2 separate regions of the Mus musculus genome follow, and region 2 is linked to region 1. The links are chromatin contacts, found by POLR2A ChIA-PET in ENCODE. All regions are on one chromosome and are shown on one strand. Each heading gives the region's core, a stretch centred on a gene start or an enhancer-like site at or near the end of the contact. The rest is flanking DNA. Distances are from core to core; before and after follow the strand shown. Region 1 holds the start of Hook2 (hook microtubule tethering protein 2). Region 2 holds the start of Dhps (deoxyhypusine synthase).

The links. ChIA-PET counts read pairs that join two places held with the same protein, here RNA polymerase II (POLR2A).
Region 2: POLR2A ChIA-PET joins it to region 1 with 27 read pairs in embryonic stem cell. The contact joins the promoter of Dhps here to the promoter of Hook2 in region 1. POLR2A ChIA-PET finds 5 or more read pairs at or near these places in 4 of 5 experiments (Patski and embryonic stem cell).

The regions. Positions count from the first base shown.
Region 1 is chr8:84,986,751-84,993,408 of GRCm38, reverse strand. It overlaps Hook2 (hook microtubule tethering protein 2), which reads right to left and starts at 2,786. Exons shown (of 21, transcript NM_001372357.1): 1 at 2,657-2,786; 2 at 2,105-2,190; 3 at 1,960-2,032; 4 at 175-225; 5 at 1-85. The coding sequence starts at 2,701.
Region 2 is chr8:85,067,755-85,074,412 of GRCm38, reverse strand. Dhps (deoxyhypusine synthase) reads right to left here and starts at 2,656. Exons shown (of 9, transcript NM_001039514.1): 1 at 2,360-2,656; 2 at 1,797-1,961; 3 at 997-1,118; 4 at 814-910; 5 at 646-732; 6 at 96-201; 7 at 1-20. The coding sequence starts at 2,566. Gm5741 (predicted gene 5741) reads left to right here and starts at 6,431. Exons shown (of 2, transcript NM_001195531.1): 1 at 6,431-6,611. The coding sequence starts at 6,519.

The DNA of each region.
Region 1 (6,658 bases), core at 1,537-4,036:
GTTTGCCAAGTTCTGCAGGATTTGAGAACTCGCCAATGAGGCTCACATCTGGGAGATGCTGATCTGACACAGGGTGCCCCAGAACCTGAGAACACCGAGAGAGGGAGCTTTCAGGGCTCACAGACTGAACCCTGACTCCCAACCCAGCCCCTAAATTCCTTTGCAGTTACTCACATTCTTCGAGTATTCCACCAAGCTCTGTAAGATCTTCTCCAGTTTCCTGACCTGGTGACGCCAAGGAGTTATCTATGCATGCAAGTCTACAGCAACTCCCCCCCCCCAACCTATCCTCACTTCCTCCCCGTCCCTCAATTTTCATTCCCTGATTATCCCACCTTGTTGTCTGGCCCTGTTCTAAATATCCTTCTCCTCTAGAGCTAAACTGCATGGTCTATAGTGTCTACCTGACCTTCTTAATTCACAAGTTCCAGAATGCAATGGCTTTCACTCTCTGGCCCAACTGCTACTATCTCTCACTTGGATGACTGTACCCACTGTTTCTCATCTCCCACCTTTGTTGGATGGGGTAGAAGTTCTGCTGATCAAATCCAGGGTCTTAGGTATGGTAGACAAGGACTTTTCCACTGAGCCACTCCCTGGCGCCTTACTATTCTCCTATTCTGCGTCCAGCCCTTAAGTGCTGGAGTCTGGACCAGCTGTGGTCTGCTGAGCCCCATTCCCAACCTTTCATTTCCTACTCTTGCTACCTGTGCTGCATCTCTTCCCAGGTAGCCAAGGGCAGCTTCGAAACGGCTTAGCCAGGCTGTGTTTTTCCTTTGCTAAGACCATTCCACAGTACTTAAAATAGAGTCCCTGCTAGGAATGGTGGCACCTGCCTTTAATCCCAGCACCTGGGAGACAGAGGCAGGTAGATTTCTGAATTTGAGGCCAAACCTGGTCTACACAGCAAGATCTAAAACAGCCAGGACTACACAAAAAAACTCTGTTTCAAAACAAAACAAAAACAAAACAACCCCCCCCAAAAAAAAAACAAAATAAGCACCTACCCACCTCCCATCGCTATCATGACCCTCCTTTTACTGTCTTCATAGGTTTATATGAATTTGTTTTCTTGTTTTTTTAAGATTTATTTTATCTTTTAACCATGTGTGTATGTGTGTATGTGTGTGTGTGTGTGTGTGAGAGAGAGTGTGTGTGTGAAAGTATGTGTGTATGTGTGTGTGAGAGAGAGACAGACAGAGAAAGAAAGAGAATATGAGGATGCCTGCAGAGGCTACAAGTGTCACATCCCCTAGAGCAGTTGCAGGTGGTTGAGAGCTGTTTGATGTCTGTGCGTCCTCTCTGGAGAAGCAGTAAGTTCCTCTGGAAGAACAGTATCCATTTTTAACCACCAAGCCATTCTTCCAGCCCAGTTTTGTTTCTTGAAGCAGTGTGTCATGTGGCTCAGAATGAGTTCTAACTTACTGTGTAGCCACCCAAGATAACCTTGATGTCCTGATCCTCTGGCTTGCTAAGTACTGGGACTCCATGTGTGCCACATGGTCTGGCTACCCCTGCCCATCCCCCCTCCCACCCCCCACCCAGCATACCCTGCTACTTGGGATTGAACTCAGGACCTTGTGTAGGGTGAGCAAATTCTCTTTTGCCAACTATATCCCTGGCCTTTTAAAGGTTTTGAGACGGGATGATGGATGGTTTACCACCCTCCTGTATTAACACACCACCATAGCTGGGATTACAAGCATTTGCCAGCACACCTCTTGGAAGTTAACATGTGTTGTGTGTGTGCTTTTGCCCACATCATAAGAATGGTGGCAAGTTTTTTTGTCCTATTGTGGGTGCTCAATATAAACAAAAATAGCTTGCTGATCACCAGACATCTGGCTCTCTTCCTGACAAGACTGCCTGTCCATCGCACAGGACATGTATCTAGCTTTCCCTTTGCCTTCACCTCCTTAAGTCCTCTAGTTATTCCCTAGTCATGAGTCCACCTGTCACCTTCAACCTCCAGCTGGGGCTTGAGTCCTCTGAGATGCCCTGGAGCCATTCGTTGTTGAACCAGGAAGGGTCTCTAGGGGCAGAAAGATGGGATGAGCAGGCTGGGGAGCCCTTCAGGATCCTCCCACTCAGCCGCCACACTCACATCTGATTCAGCACATGGGCTATGGCGAGTCCGCTGCTCAGGTCCTGGGGACTGGCACAGGGGGGTGAAACTTGGAACGTCTGCAACTAAAGGGGGAAGACGGAAGGGCAACAGGAAAATTGAGGACCTGGAATTGCAGACTTTTTCCCCAGCCATCAGACATTTCACGGGGTTAGAAAGGCATTAGCCTGTAGCACCAACATATCACATCTTCGGGGGCGTGACTTCTACACGCCTAGGCAAGGACGGGGCGTGGCTTCATTTTACCTATCCTGGCAAACCCTGCAAACCTAGGTCAGGGCGTTACCACCAGTCACCTGGTCCCCACTGCTAACATGTGACCAGGCCTGTGCCCTCCAGAGGGGCGTGGCCTCACCTGGTCTTTTCGCTCAGGCCTGCCCACGTGACAGACGCAGGTGGTCAGGTCAGAGTCCAACGGCCCAGCAAGCCTACGATCTATTCCTCCTTCCAGGTCCAAAACCGAGGAAAGAAGACCAAGACAGGACGAGAGGAGAGGGCGCACACCTGACCCAGCCCCGCCCCCCGACCTACCCAGGTGAGCAGAGACCCGCATAGCTCGGCCTTGTCCACACTCATGGCTCCGGATCGAATTCGATCCGGGCCAAGGAGCCCCGGCACGCAGCAGCAGCCTCCGGGTCCGCCACCAGCGAGCGCCCGAAGCCCAGACCTCCCGCTCGGCCTAGAGCGCCGCCCCGCTCCACCCCGCCCCCTAGCCATAGGCTCCGCCCCAGACACGTGATCTCCCATTGCAAACACTTGCCTCGCCATCTTAGATGCGGGACATAGGCAAGTGCACATTCTGCCGCTAGGTGTCAGTCTGGCTCAGTCCTGCTGCTGGTGACCTCCACTCCTCGCGGCTTCTCTTTATGTAGTGGAGTGGTCCTCAAGATCCTTTTAAGGCGGATCTACCGCACCCAGTTTCACAGGCACTTTAATGGTTCCCCCCCAAAGCTGAAAGAAATCCTCCGGTTTAGCCGCGTTATGATCTGAGCCTTTCTTAATGTGGGCGCAGAGAATAATTATAAATCCTGTAGTCGTGGAGTGAGAGGATCTTAAAAGCGTCTTCCCCAGAGAAGTGATTCTGGCTGGAGTCCTTCTGAAAACTCGGGTATGGTTGGGAGCAGGAAGGGTCAAGTATGTCCTGAGTAAAGGACATAGCACTTGCCCAGCCCGGGGTCTCTTTCCTGCGAGCTACTCTGCTCCTTCCCGGCCCCGGGTGCTTTGAGCACCTTCCTGCCCTAAAAAACACTCGACCTGGCCAAAGCTGCGGGTGATCTGAAGCCCACCAGGGGGCGCGCAGAACGTAGGAACGCATCCTTCTGGGAAAAGGGTGCGTCCACCGGTTGAGCCGGTTTAGGGGAGCGCAGAGAGCTTAGAATTTTTTGACAATAAAGTCTCAAGACATCATTTGTGGAGTGCTTACTGTTTTCAGACTTTACAATAAGCTATATATCTACAGACAATTGAATGTTTTCCACGACCCTAGGAGACAAGGGCTACTTTAATTCCCAGGTTTTGTTTCTTAATTTTAGAAACTGTATTATTTAATTTTTTTATTTAATTTTTTTTTAATCCGCCGCTTTGCAAATGAGTAAACAGCGGCTACAAAGTACACGGGCTTTGACGCCAGGGGTAAAGCCCAGACCACGCCCTTTGACCCCTGGGTCCACTAGTAGCCCCTCCCCTCTCTGGCGGGTGGGGTAATGTGCTGTAATTAGAGGCTATTAAATGTGCCCAGAGGGAGGAGTGGAGCCGGCTCTGCTTTGGGGCGGGTTCAGTTCGGAGGGGGATAATGTTCTGCTTCCATCCAGGCAATGAGCCGGGATCCAGTCCAGCGACCCTGTCCTGGTTGGGTGAGCCCAGCGACATCAGCCACCCGCCCTCTATCTTACTAGAGTTGTTAATCTACTACAGACACTCGGTTGCAACCCACTCAAACTCTCAGCTGCACACACCAGAGAGCCTTGGAGGCTGATTCACACTTCCACAGACCCTCACGCCTTGTTTTCCTGATTCCAGTCCCTGAGACCCTGTGGAAAGGTATAGAAGGGAGTGTGCTTCCAGACTGGACTGGGCATGGGGCCTGCCAACTGGCTCCCCCATCCCACATCCACCAGAGTTGATGCCCCACAGTGGAAACAAAGCTGTGCTGTCCTACACACAAACACACTGTTACCAGGAACCATGATTGTTAAAAGAATGTGTGACATTCTGGGACACAAAAATTTAGGGTGAAGGTTGCATTGCAGGGATTTTGAAGTTTAGGAGAAATCTGAGAATCCAGGTCTGGGAAGTGACTTAAGGTGTCCCAGCGTTGGTGTGATATCACAGGTGTCCAGATGTTCAAGAAGTCAAGATTTAAATGAAACTGGGAGGCAGAGGCAGGCAGATCTCTGAGTTTGAGGCCAGCCTGATCTACAGAGAGAATTCCAGGACATCCAGGGCTACACACAGACCCTGTCTCAAAAAAAAACAAACAAACAAACAAAAAAACCAAAAACCCAAAACAAAAAGATTTAAATGAAGCTTAGGAGCTGAGTATGACGGTGCTCCTGCCTTTAATAGCAGCACTCCAGAGGCAGAGGCGGGTGGCCTGCCATGAGCCTGAGGCCAGCTTGGCCTACATATTGAGTTTCATGATAGCAAGGACCACATTAGAGAGACCCTATTTCAAAATAAATAAACACATAAGGAAACAAATAGTGAAGATACTTCACTCTCTGATGGGGAAGAAGTTATAATCTTCCACAGGGTCAGCAAGAGTCCCATCTTTTAGGGGGAAGAAAAGAAAGCTTTGGTGTTGGCAACAAGGCAATCTCTTTTTACAACCAAGGAGCAATGCTCTGGATATAAGTGCATTTAATTCTGCAAAAAGAGCCACAAATCCTTCCTTTGAGAGGGACCTTGCATTTAGAAGGATGCCAACCCATTTTAGGTGTAGGGAACCTCCAAGTTTGCAGAGATCCGAAGGCCCCCATTTATAGGAACCTAGAATCCCTGCTCTGCAAGTTTGGAAGCCTCTAGCTGGTTTGGGGACCCCACCTCGAACATGTTTCCAGGAACAGCTGGACCCAGCCTGAGTTGTACTGCTGGGAAGTGAGTGACTCAACCCCTCCCTAAGGCCACAGCTGGACCCCAGCCCATCCCCTTCAGCCTGCACATCTGGATGTTGATCCAGTCATCACAGCTGGGATGGGGACCCTGGGTTCCACACCAGAGGCCAGTACCCACCCACCCCCATTAGTATGCAAAATTCTCTGTGAATTCCATGTTCCATTGGCTTGGGGACTCTGATAATCTTCCCGTACCTGGTTACTGCAGTTCTGCTGGAGCTCCTATCCTGTTCCCACCTCTCAACACTGAGTATCTAAGTCCAAGGGAAATGTGATCCTATCTGCGTAGGTGCGAGGTGGTGGGTCTATGATTGGGTTAGCCTCCACTTGTGTCTTGGGATCCTGGAGTTTGTTCAGCTGAGTGTATGTGTGTGATTTGATGGCTGTCAGGAAGTTCAAGGCATCAATCTGCATAATACATAATCTTAGAAGACGAGTGTAGGGGCTGGAGTGGTTGTTCAGCGGATGAGGTCACTTGTTGCTCTTGCAGAGGACCCAATTGGATTCCCAGGATCCACATGGTGGCTCACAACCATCCATAGCTTCAGTACCAGGAGATATGACATATTTGCACCAGGCACATACATGCATGTAGGCCAACACTCATACACATTAAAAAAATGAATCTGAAAAAGAAACTTGAAAAAAAAAAAAAAAGCTGGCCGGGTGGTGGTGGCACACGCCTTTAATTTCAGCCCTTGGGAGGCAGAGGCAGGCGGATTTCTGAGTTTGAGGCCAGCCTGGTGTACAGAGTGAGTTCCAGGACAGCTAAGACTACACAGAGAAACCCCCTCTCCGGAAAAAAGAAAGAGAGAGAAAGAAGAAAGGAAAAGAAAAAAAAAAAGCAGGACTTTGTGGACTTGTAATCTTTGCACCTGGGAAGGTGAGACAAAAGGATCTAGAGTTCATGGAAAGGTGGAGGTGAGTCCGGACTGCTTACGACGACTATCTGAGAAACACAGTAAGCTCTGGGTATGGTGGCATTTGCTTTTAATCCCAGCACTCAGAAGGAAGCACTTGGCTTTGTGAGTTTGTGGTGAAAGCTTGGTCTATATAGTGATACCCTGTCTCAAACAACAAACCAAAAATATGCTTAGCTAGCCTTGGTGGTGTACACCTTTAATCCCAGCATAAGGTGGTCAAGCATCAGCTGAATCTCTTGTTACCAAGGAGAGACTGGTCCTTTTGGGTCACCTGTGTTATTTATTCCGTGTATGAGAAACGTGTGTCTCAGGTTGGCATTAAGATCTATGTCTGTAATCATACCCTGCTGCTTTGTCGTTCTACAATTTAGTAGAACCCGTGTTTCTGAATAGAGAAAATGGATTGTTTTACTAGGCACTCTAATTATTTCCAGCCATTGTTTTTCAGTGATAATGCCCTCTTATCACAGGTCCTGGCTTATCATACCCCTTTAACA
Region 2 (6,658 bases), core at 1,407-3,906, 81 kb before region 1:
CGTGTTGATGAGTCGCAGGTCTGTGAGAGGGCAGAGGTCAGGCCTTGACCTCGGCGGGCTTTCCTCCCCCTCCTCCCCGGGCCTTAGCACCTCACCTTCAACAATGTCCAGGACCAAGCCTGGGTTTTTATAGGAATGGAAGAAGATCATGTCACCCAGTGAGCCATCTGTGAGTGCTGGACTCAGCACAGGGATGTGGTTCTGGTGGAGACAAGACCAGTCAGCAGCTACAGCTCACACCCCAGGAAAACCCTGACCCCCAACCCAGTGGCGTCCCTCCCAACCTGTGTAGGCCACTCAATTTCTCTGCTGGACATGACCCCTCTGTTCTACATGTGGAGGCAGAGTGAGGAAAACCACACATGGCTTGAAGGTGCTGGCACACTGAGCACTGGCTTGTCACTTCCAGACTCTTGTGCTGCACTGTCCCTGGGTGCACAGTACCCTGGGTCAGGCCCCACTGACTTCTAGGGTACTACACTAAATCCCGGGAGTGTAGGGGCATAACTAGGAGAACCTTGCCATCAAGTGATACACCTCGTCTAATTTGGGGAGACCAAGAATAATTATAGAGACGCTCAGGTAGCTACAAAGACAAAGTCAGTACAAGCCAAAGCCTGGGAATACCGTCCCCACCCAACCCACCTTATGGGCCCAATAATACACAGAGTCTGGGTTGTTGATCTCCTTCCCAAGCCGGGAGATCATCTTGGAAGGTGTCCACTTCACACCCTATCATGGGAGAGAATATCGTATTAGCTCATATGTCTTCTGACTCTTACTATGCAGGTCCCCGAGCCCTTCCAGCCCCACCTCTGTGTTCTGCTCCAGCACCATCTGGTCCAGAATGGGCATGAGCCAGTCCTCAAACTTGCAGTAATTGTCATTCGGCACCAGCAGGTTTCCAATCCTGGAAATGGGAGCCATGCGGGCATGGGTCACGGGGATCCTCTGCCCAGCTTCCCCGCCCCGACCACTACTCAAAGCCTCCCTCACCTGTTGATCCCACTCTCCCGGAGCTCCTTCCCCCTGAGGCTGAACTCGCCAAGGTATGTGGGCGCCAGGCATTTGATGAGATCTTCTTCCACACCTCCAGCAGTGGTCACCAATACATCCACCTGTGGTCGGTCGCAGGCAACACTGACCCCCCCTTCTAAGCAGCAACCTAACCTGGGTGAGCTCATCCAGACCTAAGCATGAGCGCTACAACAAAACCAACTCCAGGCCAGGCCTCCCTCTGCCTGAAGCAGACCCACAGCCAGAAAAAGTGGCACGGTCTTGCGATCCCAGCACTCGGAAAGGAGGCTGAGGCATGAGGACTGCCGGGATGTCAAAGAACAATACTCCATCTCCTCACACCCTTTTTTTTTTTTAATCTATTTTGGGCGGTGGTGGTGCATGCCTTTAATCCCAGCACTTGGGAGGTAGAGGCAGGCAGAATTTCTGAGTTCAAGGCCAGCCTGGTCTACAGAGTGAGTTCCAGGATGGACAGCCAGGGCTATACAGAGAAACCCTGTCTCAAACAAAACAAAAACAAAAAAGACTAAAAGATGTATTTAATATATGTGAATACACTGTCCCTCTCTTCAGACACACCAGATCTGTAATGGCATCAAAAGATCCCATTACAGACGGTTCTGAGTCACCATGTGGTTGTTAAAAAGCAAACCCAAATCTTTCACAGGACCGCAAATAATCTCTGAGCCTCTTCATTTCTCTTAACTGAAAAATAACCCTTTTTTTTTTTTTCCTACTGGCCCAAGGAGGCTGGGGTTCCAGAGCTAACGTGGACCCACCATGTTGTGCTGCACGAGGTATCGAATGGTCTCCCGGATGCCTGAACTGATGAGGTTGGAAGTATAGCCCAAGAAAATGGTGCAGCCTGTAAGTGGGCGGCGGCTCTGAGTCAGGTCTGCGTGATGATCTTCATCTACAGCCAGTGGCTCCAGTTTTTTCTCAATCTGGTCATAAGGGCACAGGAAAGTTGCACTAAGACTCCAAACCTCAGTTGAGGTACCCTACCTGGCCTGGATTCCAGAGGTTGATTGCACTCAGGGAGACTACTACAAAACCAAAGCACAACCCCTGGGCAGACCCTAACCCTCCCATTCCAGGTCCAGGTCTGTCACTTGATGGTTTGAGAACCACCCAGTATCTTCAAGTCTCCTTCCACCGGGAAAATCGAACCCCGGGCTCCCCTAGCGTTAAGCTCCTCCTACAAAGCCCTTTTGGATTTTTAACTCCAAGCTCCACCCATCGCAGAACTCTAGTTTACCCGGACTCCGCCCTCTCCCGGACGCTCACGCGGAAATCCGCGCGCAGCGGCCCGGCATCCCGCCCGGGTGGCCCCGCGCCTCACCATGGCGTTGACTTGCTGCACCGCGCGCCCGAAGTTGGTAGCCTGGAAGCCGGTGGTGCGGTAGGCGTCCAGAAGCGCATGGTAATCTACGCCGCGGTTGAAGTCGTAGCCTTGGACCTGGGCGCTCTCGGGCGGCAACGCTGAGCTGTGCTTGAGCACGGCGGCCAGCGCCGAGGAGGGCGCCGCCCCTGGCGGGGTCCCTTCCATGTGCTCGCGGCCGCTCTCAGGTCTCAGCAGCCTCGGCGCCCTGAGACCCGCAAAATCCCTCAGCGAGGTCGGCCGGAGCCCAGGAAGTGCGACTCGAGAGCCTTGGGGGCGTGGGGCGACGAAACCGGAAGTCACTTGGTCTCGTGACCTTGGGCAGCGCCCGCCGTCCTGGTAGCCGCCATTTTATCCCTGTGTTCCGTACATGTGGTCCAGGAGCTGTTACTGAGCTTCAAGCATAGGGAAGTGCCTAGTTTGCAAGCTGTCTCTCTGTCCAAATATTCTTGTCCCCCATGAGCGAAGTGATTGTTTCTTGGACGGTGTCCTTGAACACGACTTAGGGCATCAGGCAAAAAAAAAAAAAAAAAAGAGTTGCAGCCTTTTGTCAAATGGAATAGTGTTTTCTTTTGATGCTTCTTCCAGTCTCCACAAACTTTGTTGCCTCCTCTTTTCCCCCTCCAGCCATAGCTCAATTTTAACTGGATCATGGGCCTCTGGGGAGGCAGGGATGACTGCCATCTATTTACCACGAGAAGCTTGCTGAGAATCTATCATGCATCCTCTTAATGATACACTGAGCCTAGGACAGGGGCACCCCTTCTTCTGGTTTGTGTAGTCTAGACTAGAAATAGTGCTCTCTGCTGGAAGCTGAGATTTAGCAATGGACAAGACCTCTGACCTCCCGGTGACCATAGTATGATGAAACAGAAAATGGTTTAGTGATTAAACCAGGCTTGGGACACACTGCAATCCAGAGGTCGAGGCAGAAGAATCTCGAGTTCCAGGCCAGGCTGAACGATAGAGAGCAGGACCCTGTCTTAACAAAAGGGACCTGTGTGGCTAGGGAAATAGATGTTAGTATGGTCCTTGCTTTTTGAAAAAGCAAGAGTGTGGATTGTATATGTGCGTTCAATTACCAGAACTCAAGGGGCTTGGGGGTTGACAATACCAGTAATTCCAGCTCTGGGGAAGCAGAGACAGGCAGATCCTTGGGATGGGGCCTGCAGAATGACTCAGTAGCCAAAGGCTTACGATAGAAGAAGAGTCTGGATTCCCATACATTCTCTTCTGACCGCCACAGCAGGCCATGCATGCACAAGGTCATAACACAGGCTTGAGGACCAGGTGAATGTCTTCTGAGAGTGACATATGAGGTTGTCCTCTGGCCTACAATCAATCAATCAATCTCTCTCTCTCTCTCTCTGAAGAGGAGGAGGAGGAGTTGGTAACCTGAGCTGAAGGAAAAGGTGATTGGTGAAAACTGCCAAGACCAGAAGACCCAGAAAATTCCTATTACATAAAGACTTCAGAGACACTATTTTTCCAACGATCCCCTTCATTTAACCAATATCTGCCATCAGTGCCCAGTACCACTACCTGGAGGGAGGTCTGCATACATCCGGGAGGGCAAAGTGACTTGAATCCATGATACTTATCACCTCCTCCTCCTCCTCTAGGGAAAAAGTTGAATGAAGGTAGCTATGGCTACTCTGACTAAGATAGTGATGGCGGGGGGGCTAGAGAGATGGCTCAGCTGTTAAGAGCACTGACTATTCTTTTTTTGGTTTTTTGAGACAGGATTTCTCTGTATAGCCCTGGCTGTCCTGGAACTCACTCTGTAGACCAGGCTGGCCTCGAGCTCAGAGATCCGCCTGCCTCTGCCTCCCAAGTGCTGGGATTAAAGGTGTGCACCACCACGCCCGGCACAGCACTGAATATTCTTAGGAAGGTCCTGAGTTCAAATCCCAGCAACCACATGGTAGCTTACAACCATCTGTAATGACATCTGACGCCCTCTACTGCTGTATCTGAAGACAGCTACAGTGTACTCATATAAATAATAAATCTTTTTTTAAAATACATATACATATAGTAATGGCTGTTATGCTCAGAGTCACCATGATCAGCAAGCAGAGGGAAGAGCAGGTAGGGACATAGCAAGAACTTGGTCTCTAGGCTGGTAAGACATGACTTATTGGGTAAAGCCTTTTGTCAGGAGGCCTGGATACCTGAGTTCAATCCCAAGGCCACCGTGGTAGAACAGGTTCTCAGAATGTTAGCCTCTGACCGGTTTCACATGCAACTACCTTACCCTCAACGCACACAATAATTTTTTTTTTTTTGAGACAGTCTCACCATGGAACTGACTGGCCTGGAATTTATTATGTAGACCTGGCAGCCTCAACTCACAGAGATCAACCTGCCTCTACCTCCTGAGGGCTGAGATAATGAATGCAATTTTAAAATAAAAAATTATGCGTTTGTTTGTTTTGGGTTTTTTTGTTTTTTTGTTTTTTTTTTTTTTTTTTTGGTTTTGGTTTTTCAAGACTGGGTTTCTCTGTGTAGCCCTGGCTGTCCTGGAACTCACTCTGTAGACCAGGCTGGCCTCGAACTCAGAAATTCACCTGCCTCTGCCTCCCGAGTGCTGGGATCTGTGCCACCACTGCCCCCAACTTAAGATAAAAATTGTAAAAGACGTTGCTGAAGCAATCCTCTTTAGAGAAATCAACACCAGCACCTTGATGTCAGATTTCCAGCCACCCAGGCAACAATTCCCAGGGTTTATACAATTCACTCTGTGGCTTTGTTGGAGCAGTTCAGCCAGGCTAATACCCTGGTAAAAGAAAGAATGAACAAATGAATGAACAGATGAACAGTGTCAGGATAACCCTTAAGGGACAAAGGGGAAGGATGATAAGCAGGCTAGGTGTGATGCGAATCCCAGGCTGGCTACTCAAGGGGATGAGTCAGTGCCATCTTAGCCCAGGAGTCAAAGTTTAGTCTAAATGATATAGCCCCTGTCTGGGTAATAATGGTGTTGATCACGTAAATAACAGGAAATTCCAAGAGGTAATCTGGTAGACTCTGCAGAGGATGAGTTTACTGTAAGAGGCCTCAAAACAAGGGGACATTCTCTTCATTTTCTTGACAGGGTCCCTGTGTGGCCCAGGCTGCTCTCTAAATCCTGGCTCCCAGCAGACAATCTTTCCAGCTCTGCTTCTGGAGTAGCTTTGCATATACATAATGCCAACCACTCCACCTCCCACCCCAGATTGCTTCTTGTTCTGTTTGACATAGAGCTTTATGTAGCCCAGGTCATCCCTCACAGTGACAGGATCACAGGTGGACACCACCATATCCAAAACAGCCAGGAATGAAGCAAGGCATAGGATAGCTGGCAAGGACCCAGTACTGTACTGGTTCAGACCAGTGGGGCTGGGCTAGGGAGAAAGGCAGGTGGCATGAGCAGGAAGAGCAGCAGGAAGCAGCCTGAGAATTTCACTTAAAGGTTGACATGAGGGTCCATGAGGCAGAGAAGGAGGTGTCTGAGGGATGAAGGCCTTCGAGATGGATGCTGGTGCTGGATGCAGGTCTGGGAGTGAACGTGGTAAGACGGACGAGACGCAAGAGTGACTTGAACAGGATGGCGAGGTCAGCGTGGGCTATGAGACCATCTCAGAGCCCCATTAGAATTTTAAAATGAAGTGGAAGAGAGTTATTAAAAAGACAGTTTGGAGTTCAGAGAAGAGCTGAGCCAGGCTACTTATAGCCTTAGGGGGCAGAAGGAGCAGAGAGAAAGGTCTGCTGGGGACAATCCACAGATATCCAGCAAGTCAGAGTCCCACATCCCCCAGGCATGCAGCCAAGTCCCCCAGGGGAGCCAAGAAACAGGTGACACCAAAGCAGCCACTGGGCCTCCTGGGGAACAGACCCCTTCTGTCACAGCAGCTGCCACTGTTGTTACTGGTGACATTTCACTGGGTCCTGGCTTCAAAGTCTCTGCAGGGTCTGGGAAGGGGGTTGAAGAAGCCAGGTCAGTATTGGGGAGAGAGCCAGAGTAGGGTAGGTGAGGCTGGAGCAGGCAGCCAAGCGTGTTCAGGCGTCTTCAGGACCTAAAAGGAGCTGCAAAAGCTTGGAGTCTCAGGCTTGCACGGCCCTGCGCACCTTCTCCCAGATGTCTAGCAAGGTGGCCACTGGCAGTGACATCGGACAGGCCCGTCGGGCAGTGGAGCAACTGCGGATGGAAGCAGGCATCAACCGCATAAAGGTGAGGGTTGGGACAGCCTGGGGGTGGGCACAGCTGTGTAGGGAGGA